Linked DNA regions of Homo sapiens: region 1 is linked to region 2. Evidence: read pairs that join two places in POLR2A ChIA-PET (ENCODE). Cell type or tissue: IMR-90. All regions are shown on one strand. Links, peaks and the distances in the headings refer to the core of each region. The heading gives the core; the rest is flanking DNA.

Region 1 (2,929 bases), core at 128-2,627, 160 kb before region 2:
CTTTTTTTTTTTTTTTGTTGCTGTTGATAGTAAAATTTGAAGAGGTCAAAAAGTAAATATTCCTTCAGACTGCCATCTGAAACCAGATACAGCTTGATCAGGTTTTTCAAGTCTGTATCTGAAAAAAGGAACATGTTTCTTGAGCTTAAAACATGTGAAGTCTGGCATTTGAGTACTCAATACAGTTAGGTTGAATGAATGAATGCACAAATCCCCATCATTTCACAAATGCAGAAGCTGAGTGAAACGTGTAGATTTGGAGTCTGTTCCAGAAAATACCAATCACCCATTTGACCTGTTATATTTCAGGAGGCTCTTGAAATAAAACTGGCTCCTGCATACTTTCCTACGAAAACGCCCTCACCAGCAGCCACCAGCCATGGCACATTTGCTTCCTTCCTGTGTGTCTCTACATTGAACACCCACCAGTCAAGACAAACCCGAGAGGGAAATTATAACTCCAAGGGAAAGAGGAGGGCTCTAGAGACACCAAGAGTAGGGCTGCAATTTCAAACTGGGTCATGAGGCTTCAGGGACCTGTAGGTGGTGAAGCTCAGCTCTGCTGACAGACATTCCAGCCCTGCAGGGGTGTGGGCAAACTGGGTTCTGTTTCTGCTTTAAAACCTTGTTATATTCGAACTATCTCTCAAAAGCAATAGTACGCTGAGCTTAAGTATGATTTGAAACCTTTAAAATAAGCAAGCATGTTAAAGTTATAGGATGGTACTTGGCACCTAATGAGTCATCTTTTGCATGTTATGCAAAATTTCAAGACAACACCAGATGTTGGGGGAGGATCATTCTCCAGAGAGGGGAAAATTACTGTTTTCTGATTTAAAAAAATGATAAAAACTATCGCTTACAGACAAAAAATATTAAATTTGGGGGTAATTATTGCTTTCTCTCTCTCTTTCTCTCTCTGTGTGTGTGTATGTGTGTGTGTGTGTGTATATATGTTTTTCTTTCTGCGTGTGCATGCGTGTCTCATATATATCTTGTTAATTACTGTAGAATCAGCACTTAATCTATTTTGTGACATATATGAGATATTAAAATATTTGGAGAAATAATAAATGAATGAATGTGCCACTACAGACACAGAAACAGTACTAACCCAGGGAGAGGAACTGGGAGAAACAAATGGAGAGCTTCATTCAGTCACCTGGTAATAGGATGTTTATACTAGAATATTCTAGAAACATGTCCATAAGGACTATTAGGACCCACTATTTCTGAAGCCTATAAACCCAAAACGAGTGTCATGTGGGAAGACTTTGACTAGTGTCATATAAATGCCTGACAGAAATTTCGAATAGACGTCACAAACTGTCGATTCAGCCATTGTCATGATTTTTAAATAAATATTCGTAACCTCCTACGGTTAGAGATAGAAGAGGATATACATCCTCTCCCTAACAATTTGGCAATGAGTCAGCGTGTTACAATAGAAGCAAGCTTTAGTCCAAATTCCTCTAAATGTTTCAAAATTTATTAGCATGGCAAAAAAGTTGCAACTATTCTTATGAAGTAGTCCTCACTTGCTACATTCAGGTACTCAGATAAGCACTAAAAAGAAAACAATTACTTTGAGGTTTTAAAGTTGGTGCATTAATATGACAGAGGATGAAGCCACCTTTCTGGCAAGCAACAGAGTCCTTCAATATATGGGACAATTGAAGTTAGCTCTAAACATAAACTTTCTGAAGATGATTCACCATGAAGCTGCTGGATTTTTATCCCACATTCATGCAAGGGCATTGTAAACATCTCACTAGGTATTTACATCATCAATACCTTACTAAGGGTCTTACCTTACTAAAGGCATCATAAATACCTTATTAGTCATCCTCCTATTTTGAACATTACTAATTTCACCAATGAACAATTATTTCTAATATGTCATATTTGCCAATTAATCCAAATTAATGGTTTCTTTTGGATAGCCTTTGATAATGATATCTGAAGCACTTATAGACAACCACTATGGGCTGTTGGTTTCTGATTCAGCACTTCCTATGCAATTTAACTGCCACCAAATTGTAGATTAAAGTTAATTTGTAAACATATGTGTTCGTGTATATATATATGTATACAAACACACACGTATATATGTATATACCTAACATTATTTATACCACAGCATTTTAAATTACCATACAAATGATGTACAAAAATTCAGGGTAACTAGATAAAGTTGAAAGTGGAGCAAAACCCTAAAATTAGATTTAATGGTGATGTCATAATTTGATTAATTCATTTGTTCAGTAAACATGAATTATGTGCCAGTACAACTCAGTTCATTGTAGATACCCTTTGGCTCACTGAATGCAATGCATTAAGTGTAGTGTCCTTTAAATTCATGCTTCAGTGTTTTGGTAAACACATTTCTATAGAAATATTAAAAAGAAAAATAATCATATTGATTTTTAACTAAAATAACTGCATCTCAAGGGCCCTAGCAAAACTTTTTTTCTGATCACTAAGCAAAATCAAGTTACTACCACCTATTGGTTGCTATATACTGGTTTTGAACTTGTCTCTGGATTATTAGAATTCTAAAATTGAACATTTATAATGATAAAAAGTCATGGTGGAGAAGATTTAACCTGTTGGGTGACAAGTGTCCATGAACCTCTTATATTTCTGCACACTCTTCTGAGCAAAGGAATAAACTTTTTTTTTCCAGACTCTCATTACTAGTACTTTCATATTTAAAAAAAAAAAAAAAAAAAAAAAAACTGCCTTGGGAGAGAAAGAGATTTTCTCCTTCTAGAGCAGGTTTGTTTACTTTCCTGGGTAATAAAAATAATGTCTTTTTCTATGGCAAAGATTAGGCAGATTTTCTACAGTCTCCTTATATAAAACTGAGGCTTTCTAATCTCTGGGATTTCTTTTCTGGAACATACTCTACTGTATAAGACAGTATTTT
Region 2 (2,929 bases), core at 322-2,821:
CTTCCTCTCCCAGTCCACTGACTCAAATATCAATCTCCTCTGGCAACACCCTCACAGACACACCCAGAAACAATGACCAGCCATCTAGGCATCCCTCAATCTAATCAAGTTGACACCTGATATTAGCCATCACAAAGAATGTTCATGAAACCATGATTTGTGAAAGTCCTAACTGGAAACAGCACAAATACCCTCAACAGAAGGATGACTAAGAATATTTAGTACATTCATACAATATGACATTATTCAGCAATAAAAATGAGCCTTAGCCCATGCAACAACATGGATGAACTTCATAACAATGTCAAAAAAAGAAAAAGGACTGAGACACAGAAGGATACTATATGACGGTAGTGAAATAAAGTGTCAAGATTGCAAAAGTAAGCTCTAGTTTTAAAATTCAGGATAGTGGTGACTTTGGGGAAAGAGGAATCTTATTATTTCTAATTTTTGTAAGTTTCCCAATTAGCTATAGTGAACAGGTAGTAATATACAATGAAACAAATACAAAAGTAAATTTTTAAAATTCAGCTTATCCCTTGAGTACTGACATGTGGAGGTTGAAAAGCAATGCACAGTCCTCTCTTAGGTATCATCTGGGCCTGCAAATGCTTCTTTCTCCTCTCGTGCTTTCAGCAAGTTCAGTGGAGAATTTTGCTATTCGAAACTTCTCCATTGACACTAAAGCTGTGCTTCCTGGGTGCATGTACAGATCCCACTTCCTTTCTGAGGCTTCTCCTTTTTCTGATCAGCCAGCTTGAAGCAGAACTCCCTAAGCCCTTCCATTAAAGCCATGTTATTTCCATGAGTATGTGAAACATTTTGAGAGTTGGTACCCATTTCTAGAACACAGTAGTATCCATTTCCTGACTGTTTAAATGATTTAATAATTGGTAAGTGCTCAAAATTTGATTTGGAGTTATTTTACTTTCTTTATTCCCTATTATAACATATAATATAAAAGATATTATAAAAGTCACACAAAAAATGATGAGAAAATGTTCTAAAACATGACTTCAGGGGCTGTTTCAAATGTTAAAAAATAACATATTTTCTTTACTTTAAAATGACTTTTTTTACATGTTAATATTTATGAGATGAAGATGATCTCAAGATTGATGGCATTTTAGCATTACTGTTGGCCAAGCAGTCTACATGATGTTGATGTCACTGACTGACATTGATGGCCTTGCTCCTATTGGTAGGCAGACTCTAAACTGGCCTCCAGTGATCCCAACCTCCTGGTATTTATTCTCTTGAGTAAACTCTTCCCTTGAGAATGAGACAAACCTAGTAATTTGGTTTTTTGTTTGTTTGTTTTTTGAGATGGAGTCTCACTCTGTCACCCAGGCTGGAGTGCAGTGGCACAATCTTGGCTCACTGCAACCTCCACCACCCAGGTTCAAGTGCTTCTCCTGCCTTAGCCTCCCAAGTAGCTGGGATTACAGGCCTGCGCCACCACACTCGGCTTTGTATTTTTAGTAGAGACAGGATTTCGCCATGTTGGCCAGGCTGGTCTCGAACTCCTGACCTCAGGTGATCTGCCTGTCTCGGCCTCCCAAAATGCTGGGATTACAGATGTGAGCCACCATGCCCAGCCCTAGAAACTTGTTTCTAACAAAGAGAATATAGCAAATATAACAGGCTGTCACTTCTAAGATTAGATTACAAAAAGACTATGGCTTCTATCTTGGGCATTCTCTTTTGCTATCTTACCTGCTCACTTTGATGAAGCCAATATGAATTGACCTATGAAGAGGCCACACGACAAGATGCTAAGGGAACCTCTGGAACAGCCAGCAAGAAACTCAGTCCAACAACCTGCATAGAAATATATTCTGCCAAAAGCCACACTGGTTAGCTTGGAGGCAGATCCTTCCCTGGCGAGCCCTGACATGACTACAGTCCTGGCCACCACCTTGATTACAGCCTGGGACGCCAGGAGCCAGAGGACTCAGCTAAGCTATGCCAAGACTCCTGACCCAAAGAAGCTGTGAAATAATGAATATGTGTTGCTTGAAGGCATGAACTTTGGAGGTAACTAGTTATTCAGAAAAAATTAACTAATACACTCATGTTACCATTACTTCAATTGAGGAATCAGTATTATTTGAAGTACATATGACGAGTATAATTGCTCTTTAAAATATCATTTAAAATGCACTATGATTTCACCTGGGAATGAAAAGATAGCATATATGAAAGTAAACAAAAACCAGAAACAGAATACTGGGGTATACTTGTAGCTTTATAAAGTCAATGCCCTTATTTGTAGAAATAACCAGGAATTATACATTCTCTTGCAAAGCAACAACCAAATCTTTGTGGGACTGTATTAGTTTGCCAGGGCTGCCATAAACACAGTATCACAGACAGAATGACTTAAGCAACAGAAAGATATTGTCTCTCAGTTCTGGAAGCTAGAAGTCCAAGAGCAAAGTGTTAGTGGTGTTGCTTCCATCTGAGGGCTGTGAGGGTGAATCTGTTCCACATGTCTCCCTTTGACTTGTAGATGGCTGACTTCTGCCCCTGTCTTCACATCATCTTTCCTCTGTCCTTATCTCCGTGTCCAATTTTTTCCTTCTTATGGGAACAAAGTTACATTAAATTAGCATCTACCCTAATAAACTCATCTTAAATTGATTACCTCTGAAAAGACCTATCTCCAAATTTAGTCACATTTTGTGGTATTGTGGGCCACAACTTCAACATATTAATTTTAGCAGCATACAGATCAATCCATAAAACCATGTAAAGGAACATATTCATAGGTTCTGGGGATCCGGATGTGTACGTCTTTGTGGGGGCCACTATTCCACCGACATCAAAAGTGAATGATGTGTTCTCACTCACAGATGGGAATTGAACAATAAGAACACTTAGACACAGGAAGGGGAACATCACACACTGGGGCCTGTTGTGGAGTAGG

What was found. Peaks named below come from ENCODE experiments on the same cell type or tissue, not always from the same donor. Only the 100,000 strongest peaks of a DNase experiment are listed, where the experiment ranks them.
Region 1: POLR2A ChIA-PET joins it to region 2 with 15 read pairs; 3 of 35 experiments call an interaction of 5 or more read pairs at or near these places.

What each region holds. Positions count from the first base shown.
Region 1 is chr4:11,601,610-11,604,538 of GRCh38, reverse strand. The region is part of intron 2 of LOC107986178 (a long non-coding RNA gene); the gene reads right to left. Among named protein-coding and RNA genes, the nearest start is that of LINC02360, 170 kb to the left of the region's middle. In IMR-90, for the core only: no CTCF peak of the experiment used is centred there; a DNase peak (open chromatin) is centred at 1,398.
Region 2 is chr4:11,437,818-11,440,746 of GRCh38, reverse strand. No RefSeq gene overlaps it. Among named protein-coding and RNA genes, the nearest start is that of HS3ST1, 10 kb to the right of the region's middle. In IMR-90, for the core only: no CTCF peak of the experiment used is centred there; no DNase peak of the experiment used is centred there.